2 separate regions of the Homo sapiens genome follow, and region 2 is linked to region 1. Evidence: chromatin contacts called from ENCODE Hi-C or POLR2A ChIA-PET data. All regions are on one chromosome and are shown on one strand. Each heading gives the region's core, a stretch centred on a gene start or an enhancer-like site at or near the end of the contact. The rest is flanking DNA. Distances are from core to core; before and after follow the strand shown. Region 1 overlaps WDFY1 (WD repeat and FYVE domain containing 1). Region 2 overlaps SERPINE2 (serpin family E member 2).

Evidence for each region. A loop is a pair of places that touch in the nucleus more often than their neighbours do. ChIA-PET counts read pairs that join two places held with the same protein, here RNA polymerase II (POLR2A). Pooled maps may share reads with other maps.
Region 2: a loop to region 1 is called in a map of B cell, with 3 times the contacts of the local background. The contact joins two enhancer-like sites. A Hi-C loop is called at or near these places in 1 of 168 maps with a recorded cell type or tissue (B cell), 10 of 37 single-sample maps with no recorded cell type and 5 of 50 pooled maps. POLR2A ChIA-PET finds 5 or more read pairs at or near these places in 1 of 52 experiments (activated CD4-positive, alpha-beta T cell).

What each region holds. Positions count from the first base shown.
Region 1 is chr2:223,892,129-223,898,720 of GRCh38, forward strand. WDFY1 (WD repeat and FYVE domain containing 1) reads right to left here. Exons shown (of 12, transcript NM_020830.5): 7 at 3,376-3,502; 8 at 2,106-2,211. Among named protein-coding and RNA genes, the nearest start is that of WDFY1, 50 kb to the right of the region's middle. RefSeq lists enhancers at 3,600-3,659, 3,670-3,819, 3,830-3,889, 4,631-4,690, 4,811-5,010. Within about 2 kb of position 4,808, at least 5 of the 41 ENCODE cell types and tissues checked have a DNase peak (open chromatin) inside an H3K27ac peak, as active enhancers do.
Region 2 is chr2:224,022,387-224,028,978 of GRCh38, forward strand. The region is part of intron 1 of SERPINE2 (serpin family E member 2); the gene reads right to left. Among named protein-coding and RNA genes, the nearest start is that of SERPINE2, 14 kb to the right of the region's middle. RefSeq lists enhancers at 3,736-3,795, 3,856-3,905, 4,297-4,936, 4,937-5,575. Within about 2 kb of position 3,670, at least 4 of the 41 ENCODE cell types and tissues checked have a DNase peak (open chromatin) inside an H3K27ac peak, as active enhancers do.

The DNA.
Region 1 (6,592 bases), core at 3,558-6,057:
CATGCCTGGCTAATTTTTATATTTTTTAGTAGAGACTGGGTTTCACCATGTTGGCCAGGCTGGACTCCAACTCCTGACCTCAGGTGATCCACCCACCTCAGCCTCCCAAAGCGCTGGGATTACAGGCATGAGCCACTGCGCTGGCCACATCCTATACTATTGAGCCAATGTATCTGTGTTTAATAATAAAATATTCTAAGCCTTACCAAATAATTTTTAGAAAATTCAAAAAGAGAAATTAACCAGCAGACATGTAATCCAAATTTCCTCTATCTGACTTGTCTTACAAAGTTACCAAAAAATCTCACAATCAGTACGTCTCTGTATTATGGATTGCATTTTATTATTTATAGGGTAGTCTATTTCTTCCACTAGATTACACATTTCTTGTGGGCAAGTATCTTTGTGTACAGTAGCCATAAAGTCTGGAAATGAGTAATGTCACCATTTAAAAAAAAAATAGATGAAAGCCCCTTGATCACTTCTACTGGAATATGCTAAAAATGAAGGTTTAATCAGTGAGAATCAGACTCACAAAGAATCAGAGACAACACAAAGCAGACACATGTGCAGGGACTGGTGGGAATTCTGCATCAACGCATAATGTCTATTACAATGGTGCACAGCACACTGAACAACATATTGCCATAAAGGACAGGATACTGAACAGATCATGTGATGTCATGCAACACAGTAGGTACTGCAATGCAATATCAATAAGCCATTTATTAAATACATTCACTTGAGTTTCCCGACTGTAAGGACACCCTGTAGGTGCCCAACAAATATTTCTGAAGTTAAACTATAAGTCATTAACATCCCTCATGATCTAAAATCTTCTCTGGAATCAACTTTTTTGCTAACAACATCGTAAGTTGTAGATGTCACTTAGAAAAGAAAGATAATGACAGTACAGGCAGAGATGAGAATGGAAACCTTGATTGGAAATCATTTGACGACATCTATAAAAAGCCTTAAGAATGTATATATCCTTGGACCCAGAAGGTCTATTTCCAGAAATTTGTCTGAAATAAATAATTGATCAATCACACAATGACAAGGTCAAGAATATTCACTGCAGCATTCTTCAAAATATTTAAAAAAGAGAATGTACACAGTGCCTCATGCCTATAATCCCAGCAATTTGGGAGACTGAGGCAGGAGGATTGCTTGAGCCCAGGAGTTTGAGACCAGCCTAGACGATACAGCAAGACCCTGTCTCTACCAAAAAAAAAAAAAAAAAATTGAAAAATAAGCTGTGCATGGTAGTGTATGCCTGTAGCCCCAGCTACTCAGGAAGCTGAAGTGGGAGGATCGCTTAAGCCTGGGAGGTTGAGGCTGCAGAGAGCCAAGATCATGCCACTGCACTCCAGCCTGGGTGACAAAGCAAGACCCTGTCTCAAAAAAAAAAAAGAGAGAGAGAGATTGTTTAGACAATTAGACTGTCTGTCTAAAGAACTGGAAGACAACTGAGAAGTCATTTCATTCCACAATTCCACTTTATGTAGGAGGGAACAGATACTTAGAGAAATTAAGGCACTTAACCAAATAAGGTCTCACAACTAGTTAGTGGCCGAACCAAGTTAGAAATTAGGTCACCTGAAAAGAATACTATGTCGACATGGCCTCAGTGAACTAGAACTCAATGGGAAGTAAAAGCAGAGAAATGGAAATATATTTTCCCAGAAACCTGTCAAGTGTTTAGCTATGTCCCTGACAGCAGTCACTGATGCATCTCTCAGGGTTTCCTACAGGAATGCTACGGGACCACAATGGTGCTTCGGAGGACCTCTATGCAGTCCAAATCACTGGATATGCCAGAAATCTGTCTCAAAGTGTTATCTCAGTGTATTGCTCAAGGCTGAGAACCAGCCTAAACGCTGATTGTATATACTGCATGTCATTGGTAGAAACTCTCAAATGAGCAGAGGAAGCAATGCAAAATGACACAAAGGACCTTGTCAGAAATAACCCATTAGCAGAAGGGGAAGCTGGGACTGTCTGCACCTGGACCAGCATTTACAGCTTGCGGGGTGAAAAGCCAAGAAGAAGCCAGGTTCCTGGGGGTCTCCCCCGATCAGCCTGGACTTGCCCTTGTCTCTTACCTCTTCTCTGCTAACATCCATGTTCCACACTGCAATTCCGCCGTCCGAGGAACAGGAGACGAGCTGCCTGGTGAGCTGAAGGTAGCACAGCGACTGCACCTTGTCACTGCAAACAGCACACACAACAGTCACTTGTCTCCATGCGGAAAAACACAGGAACTGTCTTCATTTAGGCTCAAATTGCTCTCCTCATTAAAATCAGCAAGTGGTATTTTACCACTGACTATTTAGCATGGTAAAATGAATTCTAGTATAAACTTTACTTGGCATTTTATAACTCATAATACAGAATGATACTTTCTATAAAATATATGACTACTTTCAAATCGGTCATTAAGAATTGTAGGCCAGAGATTTGATGAGGGCTATGGTTTTTGGGACCAATCAACATGATTTCCCTTTCAGATGCATAAGATTTACCTACTTGTTCAGAAACAAGAACGAAGGAGGTATAACTCCCCTACTGACCACAATTCATATGAACAAGGAGTCAAACACCACAAAGATCACTAGTGTGCACACACAAACACACACAGACACACACAGATGGGGTAAAGACCTCTGTCCCTCCTGCATGCCTGTCATACTACCCCTTAGGATGCCCAAGGAAACAAGCTCTTGGCCTGTTATACTTGTGTATAATATGTTTCCTCAGCTAATTTTCAGCTTGACTGTGATTATAGTAACAGCTGCAGCCTAGCCAAAAAGGAAAGAAAAGAAAGCAAGGTGAAGATGTATTTCTTTTTCTTTCAGGGCTACAGGGCAAGATCCTAAATATACAATGGTATCACTCAGGTGAATTCCACTGTCAAACTAGACAACATTTCTTAATTTAATATCTTTTAGAATAAAAAAACAAAGAACAAAAAACAAGTTAGGCTCCCAGCTCAACAACAGCTTAGTATCATGTTACATGCAACCTTCCATGGTCAAAGTCCTCACCTGCATCTCTATCCTATGCCTGCCTTAATCAGATATTTCAACAGGGTGACTCCTTGAGAGAAAAAGTGGCAAGTGCTCTTTGGACTAAGGAGGAAGAAAGCCCTGCATTTGTTTTTTTGTTTGTTTGTTTGTTTTGTTTAGTTTTTTGCTACTAAACATCAGACACTCGGGGCTGACAGAAAGCAGTTAAAAGTGAACTGAGCCCTATCAATGATAATTGCCATCTTAGAACGTGGGGTTTGCAGAAAGTGGTATCAGACTATTAATGCCTTTCACTAGCTCCCCACTAACTCGGATTCTTTCCCCACCCCCACAAGTGGTCACGCACTGATGGCCCTGAAGTAACAGCGTCCGGCCTTTCCTTCCTCCGATGTCCCACATGATGATGCTGTTGTCAGATGCTCCTGAGAAGAGTAACCGCTGAATAGGGTCCCACCAGAGGCAGGCGACACTACCTAGGGATTTGTGAGAGAGAGAGAGAGAGGGAGGCAGGGGAGAAGTAAAATATAACTCTACATCAGGACGTATACATTTGACAGCTGAAGACCAAACTAGGAGCAGCTGAGTCTTTAAGCAAAAAGGTATCTTCATGGTGTACAACGGGTCATTCAACCATGCTATCATGAGTCATACAGAAGACACAGCACCATTATCCACAGTCATAAGATTACAATTTTCAATTATGCATCAAACTACTTTGGGCCGGGCATGGTGACTCACACTTGTAATCCCAGCACTTTGGGAGGCCAAGGAGGGCGAATCACTTGAAGCCAGGAGTTCAAGACTAGGCCTGGCCAACATGGTGAAACCCTATCTCTCCAAAAAAACAAATTAGCCAGGCATGGTGGCAGGCGCCTGTAATCCCAGCTACTCGGGAGGCTAAGGTGGGAGAATTGCTTGAACCCAGGAGGTGGAAGTTGCAGTGAGCCAAGATAGCACCACTGCGCTCCAGCCTGGGTGACAGAGTGAGACTCTGTCTCAAAAAAAAAAAAAAAAAAAAAAAAAAAACTGCTTGTAATACAAAGATTTTTAAAGAAGTTTTTCGTTCTTCTGTGACAAAAATTACAAAGTAGCTTACATACAAAATGTTCAGAATGAAGAAAAAAATTGCTACTAATATTTAGTGACAAAAACCAGTAAAGTTTACTGTGTCCAACCTACACAAGATAAAAAATCTAGATTATTCTGGGTCTCTGGGACATGGCAGGTGTTTTACCCCAAGATGTCTATGTTTAAGCAAATTACATTAAGTACCACAGAAAAAAGTCTGTTGTACACTACATAATTATGCCAAGTAATTTATGTGAAAAATCTGAACTTCACATTTCATACTTTATATTGGCTAACTTATCAAATTTGAAACCCTTGGGGAAATCTTTCTTTCTACAGGTATATCTTTCAGTAGGTCCTTTCCTTGTTCATCGACTGCTGTTTGTCTAGAAGAAACATTAATCAACTTAGTAAAACTGAACCAGCCACACAAGCTAATAATAATTTTGGTAGGTATATAGAAAATTAATGATGCCATATTCAAAAGCAAACAGAAACTACTTTATCACATACACTTTCCAAAAACAGAACAAAAGTAGAAACAAATATTCTGCAAAGGCTTCAGGGGTTACTTTCACATGACTTTCGACCCTGTGTAATCTATGTGCCATCCATTTCAGTTAGAGGCTTAAGAGCAGATAAATACGGTCTTTCAGCATGAAAACCAGTACCCATTCTGGTAGTTACTAGAACCCATTCTGCCTTTAGCAACCCTGAAAAAACTGGCGAGCCTGGGGGTCATGAGAGAATTAGTCATAAACAGAAAGTGGTTTCTTCACGGGCCTCTGCTTTCCTGCCCAAAGCTATTTTAACTTGCTGTTCTCTTTTCTTCTTTTCCCCTACAGGGTCCTTGATTTGATATACTCCATTTCACCTAAATAGATTACATAGAAAGCATAGTGTACATTTATTATAACTTGTTACAACTGAAACGCTTACTATGGTCATAAATAAGTCCATCATTGATTCTTTCAGCAACTCCCCAGTTCTCCATAAACCAGATGGCCTCAAAGCTTGTACTTTGTGACATATATCAGAATGTGATCTTGTGATCTGTATGAAAACTGCAATCCATTACAGCTTAGCATCTGACATAGTTTAGACATGTGTCCCCTCTAAATTTCGCATATATATATATATATATATATATATATATATATATATATTTTTTAAGACGGAGTCTCTCTCTGTCACCCAGGTTGGAGTGCAATGGCATGATCTTGGCTCACTGCAACCTCTGCCTCCCGGGTTCAAGAGATTCTCCTGCCTCAGCCTCCCTGAGTAGCTGGGACTACAGGCACCTGCCAACGTCCAGCTAATGTTTTTTGTATTTTTAGTAGAGATGGGGTTTCGCCATGTTGCCAGGCTGGTCTCAAACTCCTGACCTCAAGTGATCTGCCCAACTCAGCCTCCCAAAGTGCTGGGATTACAGGTGTAAGCCAACGGGCCCAGCCTCTAAATTTCATGTTAAACTGTAATCCCCAATGTTGCAGGTGGGGCTTGGTAGTTGGCTCATGGGGGTGGATTTCTCACGAATGGTTTAGTGCCATCCCCTTGGTGCTCTCCTTGAGTCAGTAAATGAGCTCCCTTGAGATATGGTTGTTTAAAAGTGTGTGGCACCCCCACACCCCCACTCCTGCTTTTGTCATGTGATGTGCCTGTTCACACCTCACCTTCTGCTATGACTGTAAGCTTCCTAAGGCCCTCACCAGAAGCATGCCGGCACCATGCTTCCTGTACAGCCTGTAGATCCACGAACCAATTAAACCTCTTTTCTTTATAAATTACCCAGTCTTAGATATTTCTTTACTGCAATGCAAGAATGGCCCAATACAGCATCTAATGAAACCTCTTTATTACACATGTGTATGTGGCGAGTCACTCAATACAATCAATGGACTTTAAAAACCCCTCCACAGAGCTTCACCAACCCACTGCACTACAGAAATGAAATTCCACCCAGTAATTCTTTTCCCTCAGTCCCTACACAGGGTATGTTTCCCAAGCAGAGGCTGAACCAGCCCACACATTTCTTCTAATTGTATTTATCAGGTCTTGCTCAGGGGCTTAGAAACTGACAAATTTTTTTAAAGTAATAACAACAATTCTTCCAAAAGGTTTTTACCAGTTAGAAGTAATTTTAAAGGTCTTCCCAGCACAATAACTTATTTTATTTTTATTTCTATTTTTTTGAGACAGAGTCTCACTCTGTCACCCAGGCAGGAGTGTAGTGCTGTAATCTCGGCTCACTGCAACCTCTGCCCCCCAGGTTCAAGTGATTCTCCTGCCTCAGCCTTCCGAGTAGCTAGGGGTGGAATTACAGGTATGCGCCACCATGCCTGGCTAATTTTTGTATTCTTAGTAGAGAGGCAGTTTTGCTGTGTTGGCCAGGCTGGTCTCGAACTCCTGGCCTCAAGTGGTACACCTAATTCGGCCCCCAAAGTGCTGGGATTACAGGTGTGAACCAATGTGCCAGCCATAACTTAATTTAAAAA
Region 2 (6,592 bases), core at 2,420-4,919, 130 kb after region 1:
GTATTTATTGAACAAATGAAAGTACTAGTCATAACTTAGTGTTCTTCCTTAGATAACCCTTAACTTTTATTTCACGAATTAAGAAACAGATAGGAAATAATGAAAGGACTCAGAAATTATCTATTTCAATCACCTGTCACCAGGGGCTATTCTCTTACATTATCTGACATTACAAAATTAGTCCTTTAGACACTCCCAATCTCTGGAAATGAAGGGACCTAGTATGTGAAACTTGGCTGAACCACTAAACCTCTTGTGCTAACTGACTAGAAAATTCCCTACAAGCAACACAGAACTAAAACAAATGGTTTTAGTTCTATGACATGGGCCATTAACTTGCTTTCACATGGTACTTACCAATTGATATGGCTTGGCTGTGTCCCCACCCAAAATCTCTTCTTGAATTATAATCTCCATAATCCCCCTGTGCCAAGGGCAGGACCAGGTGGGAGGTGATTGGATCATGGGGGCAGTTTCCCCCATGCTATTCTCATGATAATGAGTGAATCTCATGAGATTTGATGGTTTTATAAGTGTCTGGCATTTCCCTTGCTTGCACTCACTCTGTCCTGTCACCCTGTGAAGAAGGTGCCTGCTTTTCCTTTGCCTTCCACCATGATTGTAAGTTTCCTGAGGCCTCCCCAGCCCTGAGGAACTGTGAGTCAATTAAACCTCTTTCCTTAATAAATTACCCAGTCTGGGATATTTCCTTATAGCAAGGTGAGAACAGACTAATACACCAATCAAGCCTCCTATAACAAGTGGGCTTCCCATGAAGATTTTGTTAAGGTGAGGAAAGTCCTTATTGGTCAGAGGACCCTCTTGTTATTTATCCGTCTCTTGTGAGTCTGGTAATTGTTAGTCAGTCTCTCTGACCTGCAATGACCCTGGGTATCCTGACAAACTCCCAAGTTTGTCTTCTCTGCTTCATGCTGGGGATCTCCCTCAGTGATGCCATCTAAGCAGCCAGTGTCTCTGACACCATACAAATAAAATGCAGCACCATTTGGTGATCCAGCCTATGTTTATTCTTCTCCCTTTGGCAACAGACACTATTTACTTACTATCTTTCCCAGAGCAATAGAGGGAAGCCAGGAAAGTGCTGAGCTTGTATTCTACAACCTGAGAAGGAAGTAAGGGAAAGGAAGAGCTCAGTGCAGCTAAATCAGCTTCCTAACACATTTAAGTCTACAGGTAGGTTCATTTAAGCAGTTCAGAAACTTTTAAAAAGGTTCAGAAGAAATAAAACAGAGAACATCTTTCCTACCCTCCCTCCAAATATATCAAAGGTGTCATATTAAAATACATGGATTCCAGTAGTACACATGGACTAAACATTTCCCATCTTTTATTAGGTGACTAAAGGGCTACTTTGAGATATGTTTTGGCACCCACAAAAGTAATCCTGTGACACTGGGTAGACATTCTTTTCTTTTTCAGTTCTCCATTCTGGCTCTTGTAATCAAGGTGGGTTTCTTGCACCAAGCCTCTCTACCCAGGCCTGTTGTAAGAAACCCATGCAGCTTTGGTCCATCCATATCCTTCAGTGTAACTTTTTGGCATGAATTACACATAAAACAGTGACCCAGAAAGAGTTTGAACTGGGTACAAGAGGTGGGTGGTCCCTGGTTCCCACATTTTGACTTCTGGGGAAAAATGATATGAGCCATTTTCCAAAATATAGTAAGTAAATAAAAATATATGTATCTGTAGGCACAAGGTATAGAAATACTTCTAAAGTAGGAAAAGGGAATGAGGGATGGGGAAGATATGAGAAGACAACTTCCACTTTAAGAAAGGTTCCTGTGCTTTTATCTCCAACTCTTTGCGCCTTTTGCTTTCTTCCTTCAGTACAAAGAGTTTGCAAAGAAAATCTCAAAAAAATTTTGTAAAAAGGTGATCACTGCCCACCTCTTCCTGCCAAGCAAGCACCTATCAAACGAAAAAAGTTCTTCAAAGCTCAGAAACCATGTTAAGTGATGGGAAACATGGTTCCGAACCTGGATTTAGTCACCCAGCTACTGAGCTTCGTCCTGTAACCTGACTCCATTTCCTTTGCTACAGTTGATGCTAATGCCTTGTGAAGGGATTTAAGGGCCAGGGGACGTTTGCTATTTCCCAGAAGAAACCTATGCCCATTTAACACTACTGTGGAACAGGCCTGTTGTCTAGTCCTGGGCCTGCCTGCAATGGGTAAGTCACATACCTGATCTGCAACTCAGTTTCCTCATCTATAAGATCAGTGATAAGCCTCCTTCCCCACCAATGAACTTCAGAGAGCTGCTATGAGGATTACGCGAAGATGCTGAAGAACAAGTCAATAACTCTTAGGTTCCACAGAACTTTTCTTCACAAGACCCGCCTGCTGCCCTGCTGCCAACATCCAAAGCTAAGATAGGAGAACAGGGACTTCTAGAATTAAAAGTCAATGACAATGGAAGTTCTCCTTCTCAGCTTTATCTAACCTCTGGTATAAGAAACTGCACCAACGAATCTTTAGGGATGAAGGGGGCTGAGCTTCTTTTTGTCATGAAGTTGCATTTTATAGGGGAGAACATCTCCCCAGTTACTCACAGCCAATTATGGAGACAATGATCCCCAACAATGGGGCTGGTGAGTAGCTGCACAGAAGATGGGGGAAGAAACTTTCATAAAGCCCCTACTATGTGCACAGCTCTGTGAACACATCATTTCACAGACTCTTACACACAGAGATGCAGAGAGGTTGGGGAACCTGCCCACATCACACAGAAAAAAAAGAGAGCACACGGGGGTACCCACCACAAGACTGGCACGGCCAAGGGCTTCTCCCAGGGACAGGTCACCTGCCCGCCCCTTGCCCAGTCCCCTGGGTCTCTTTTCATTCCCTCAGAGTGCAGGATTGGCACTAACCCCATTCCCCAGCTTTCACCTCTCTTTTTCCTCCCAGATGTATAAGTGTGTTTCCAGCACATCTGACCAACTTCTCCCACATTGCAAGAGTGAGGCTCCCCTCCTCCAGCGTTAATTCTTTATTTCTTTGATTAACTTCTAATTCCCATGCATGCTTGGATATAGGGCATCCCCCAGATAAGACAGCCCTCTTCTTTTCCCAATGAGAAAATCCCTACCCCCTACAAATTTTGGTCAATCTGCCCAAATAAACTTTATGACTCACATGAAATCACATACCCTATGAGTTAGAAATAGTACTTTTCATTCCATGTCCACCTTCCATGAAGCAATTTAGCTCACAGTCTTCCCAGGTAGTGTCCACATGCCTGTCCTCAATTTGTGAGTTGTGTAACCATTCTTCTAAGCACAGCACCTCCTTACCTTCCAAGTTGCCTATCACACAGCACTTTTCAAAACGATGTGCAACACTGCCACTGAAACACCTACCCTAGGCCATCAGAAGCCCTTCAGAGTGACCAAGAAAGTTGCCCTCAGAGGCAAAAATATATTGACGATCCACACAGCATATTAGTGATCGTGTTACTTTTAAAGTGACCTTCAATGGTCTTAATAAAATTTCAAATGACAGAGGGCAGCTAGCTCTTCAGGAAACCCATTTCCTCTTCTTGCCAACCGCAGAGCTGGGCTACATTTCCTAGCCTTCAAGGTAGGTGGGCGTGACCATAAGGCTGAACTGTTCTTAATGAAATAGGAGAAGTGACACATTCCACTCCCAGGCCTAGCCTATCAAAATCTCCCATATGCAGTCCTCCATGATCTTTCTGCTTCCGCCAGTTCAATGCTGACAAGTACGTGACCTTAGCAGCTGCCTGTTAAATAAAGTGGAACCACAGACAGGAAGAGGCTGGGTCGCCAAATCACCAGGTTTCACATAAACACGCCCACTTCGGGCTTTATACAAGTGGAAAATAATCTTCCATCATGTTTGAGTCACGGTACATATTTGGGTTTATTTGTTACAACAACTAGCACTACCTTAACTAATTCAACGTTCAATATCTGGCAACTCTGAAGTTATAACCTCAAGAACAAGTACTAAATCTGTATTCAATTTCTTTGCCTCTCTTTTTTAAAATTTAACCCCTTTTCATGAAGCAACCTCGATAAGCATTCATAATATGCATTGACTGAGAGAATTTCAGGCGAATTTGCCTTCCCCATCTGTTCTCAGCCAGTCACTCATGGATCTCATCTATCTAGTTTTTTTGCGAACTCTTAATGATTTTGTAAGGACCCTACTAGACGGCAACTCCCTTTCTGAAGAACAATTTTGAGGAAATTTTTTGCTTCAGACACAGTTTCCAAGCCGGGACACTCTTTTCCATAGAGAAACTTCTGTATTTCAGTGCCTTTTCGTGACATACTCAGAAATTGCTCAGGTACCATTTTCAGCTTATGTGCCTGGCCCAGAAGGGATCAGGCCTTAACACAGGCTTGTGTATTCCCGTGTCTTGCTGTCATAGATATTTAATGCTTCACACCTTTCCAAAGTTGTCCATGAAAACTTTTGTCTTCCTTTCTAGGGAATTAATCTCTCCTCTGTGAAGGAGTTACCTGTTTTTCTTCAGCCATAAAGAGCACGTCAGAGACTAAATAGCCAACTCTTAGCTGGTACAAATCAATAAATACCAATTCTACAAAGTTTCGGGCAAAAAGGATTTAGTGGAGAGTCAAGTAAAAGAAAAAATGAGGACGGTTGTGCCCAGGAGGGCTACCTAGACACTGGTGTTTACCAGCTATGTGCCAACATTTCCCTCTGCAGAGAGATTTACCTCTGGCACAAAGTAGTAACTGACACTTAAGTCACTTCTCTGCATGAAGGGCTTGGCATTAGCACTACTGAGCCCCCCTGCTGGCTGTCTGAAAGCTGGGCGTTACTCCCCTAATCTCGCATAGGAGGACACCTGTCACTCACCCAGATTCCTCAGCTACAGAACCATCTTGGGCTATCAGCCTCTCACGTGGTGAGGCAATGCACAGAAAGCACTTTCCTGGCCCATGGCTCGCATGGGCATCAGGGACTGCTGCAGTCTTCAGGGTCACAGACTGCTCTCCTGGTGTCCTGTCCTAACTGAGAGGGAGGGGAGGGGACTTCCACGCAGCCTTCCCCAACAGTTCAGTCCACACTGACCACTGCCAGCTTGACCTCCCAAACATGTCACTGGTATCAACTCATTTTGGCAACTGATTATTGATCCAGTACAGGACTTAGGGACAAGGTGGGAGTGGTAGAAGTGGTTGGGTCTGGTGGAGGAATATTTTATCACCATGATAATAAAAAAAACTGAGGTAATTTCATTTTTGCTTTCAGATCCTCTACAGACAATGCTCCCTGATTGCCTCCCCCTCCCCCATACCATATGCCACTGTTCTAGACTATCTCAAATTGTTATTAAATATCATGGATGTGCCCTTTCTACCTAAATAAACCCCTCAAAGATTGGCCTGTTTTGCAGATACTTCTGTGCCCCTCTAAGCACCTCTTACAGAGTAAGTGCTCAAAAACTAGCTCTTCAGCTGCACGTCACCCAAATACAACAGGCTGCCACCTTCAACTTCCTTCTTGTCCTGTGTGGGGTGTATACATTAAGAACAAGTCTTGTGGACTCTCTTTTACCCTCTAGAATGAATCTTCCTCGAGAACACAGGAGTGAATACAGAGACGACACAATAGAGAAAAAGAGCATGAATCAGCCATGGGACTCTAGGATCGGGTTGTAAGAGCCACCAAGTTATGTGGGCCGCTAAGGGCTAACCAAGGGTGAGTGGCAGGTGATGGCAGTTCTGTCATCAAACTGTACCCAGACTTGGCATCTGGAGAGGTAACAGGTGACAGGAGTCAAAGACGTGAATTCTCAACCTGCCACAGCCCTGCCTTTGCCAAGCAACTTGAGTCACTGTATTTCCTATTTCCCATTTCCCTGCATGTTAACTGGGGACACTGTGATCTTTCTCTGCAAGGAGGGTAATATCCTCATCATTCTCTATTCTCTAGCTATGGAAATAAAGCACAGAGAGGGAAGTATTTTGCCTAAAGCCACACACTACTAAGTGTGGACCTGGGGTTTGAAACCAAGTTTGTTTGACCTCTAAACTCATCCTCTGCCCAGCAATGCTCTGACCTTCAATCTGTGAGGCCGTGCATCACTGCTCAGCCACATGGCTTAGCCTCAATCATTCCTGAAGATAGCGTTTCAGGATCCAAAGTGTCCACCACAGAGAGACACAGACCCGGAGTCTATATCCCATCAGTGGGAATCGGAGCCGGGTGTTCTACACACCTGAATCTCATTTTTCTCACCTATAAACCAGGAATGATTTCTACCTTACAAGGGTTGTTAGGATTCAACAGGATCGTGTATAAAAGATGCCTAATAGTACTTGACACACTGATGATGCATAATTTTCCACTTCCCTCTCCCCTTGGAAGTACTTTTTGGGCTCCTCTGTGCCAGCTATGGTGGGAGGAGCCCAAAAGAATAAGATACTCCACTTGCAGGTTCCTAACAGGGCAGAGAAAACACACGCAGAACCAGAACACAAGGTAGAGAGCAGTACACAAGCACAATTTTGCCACTGTACATGTAAAAAATGTACTTGCCCCACTCGTAGAAATTTTAGGCTAAGAAGTGACATA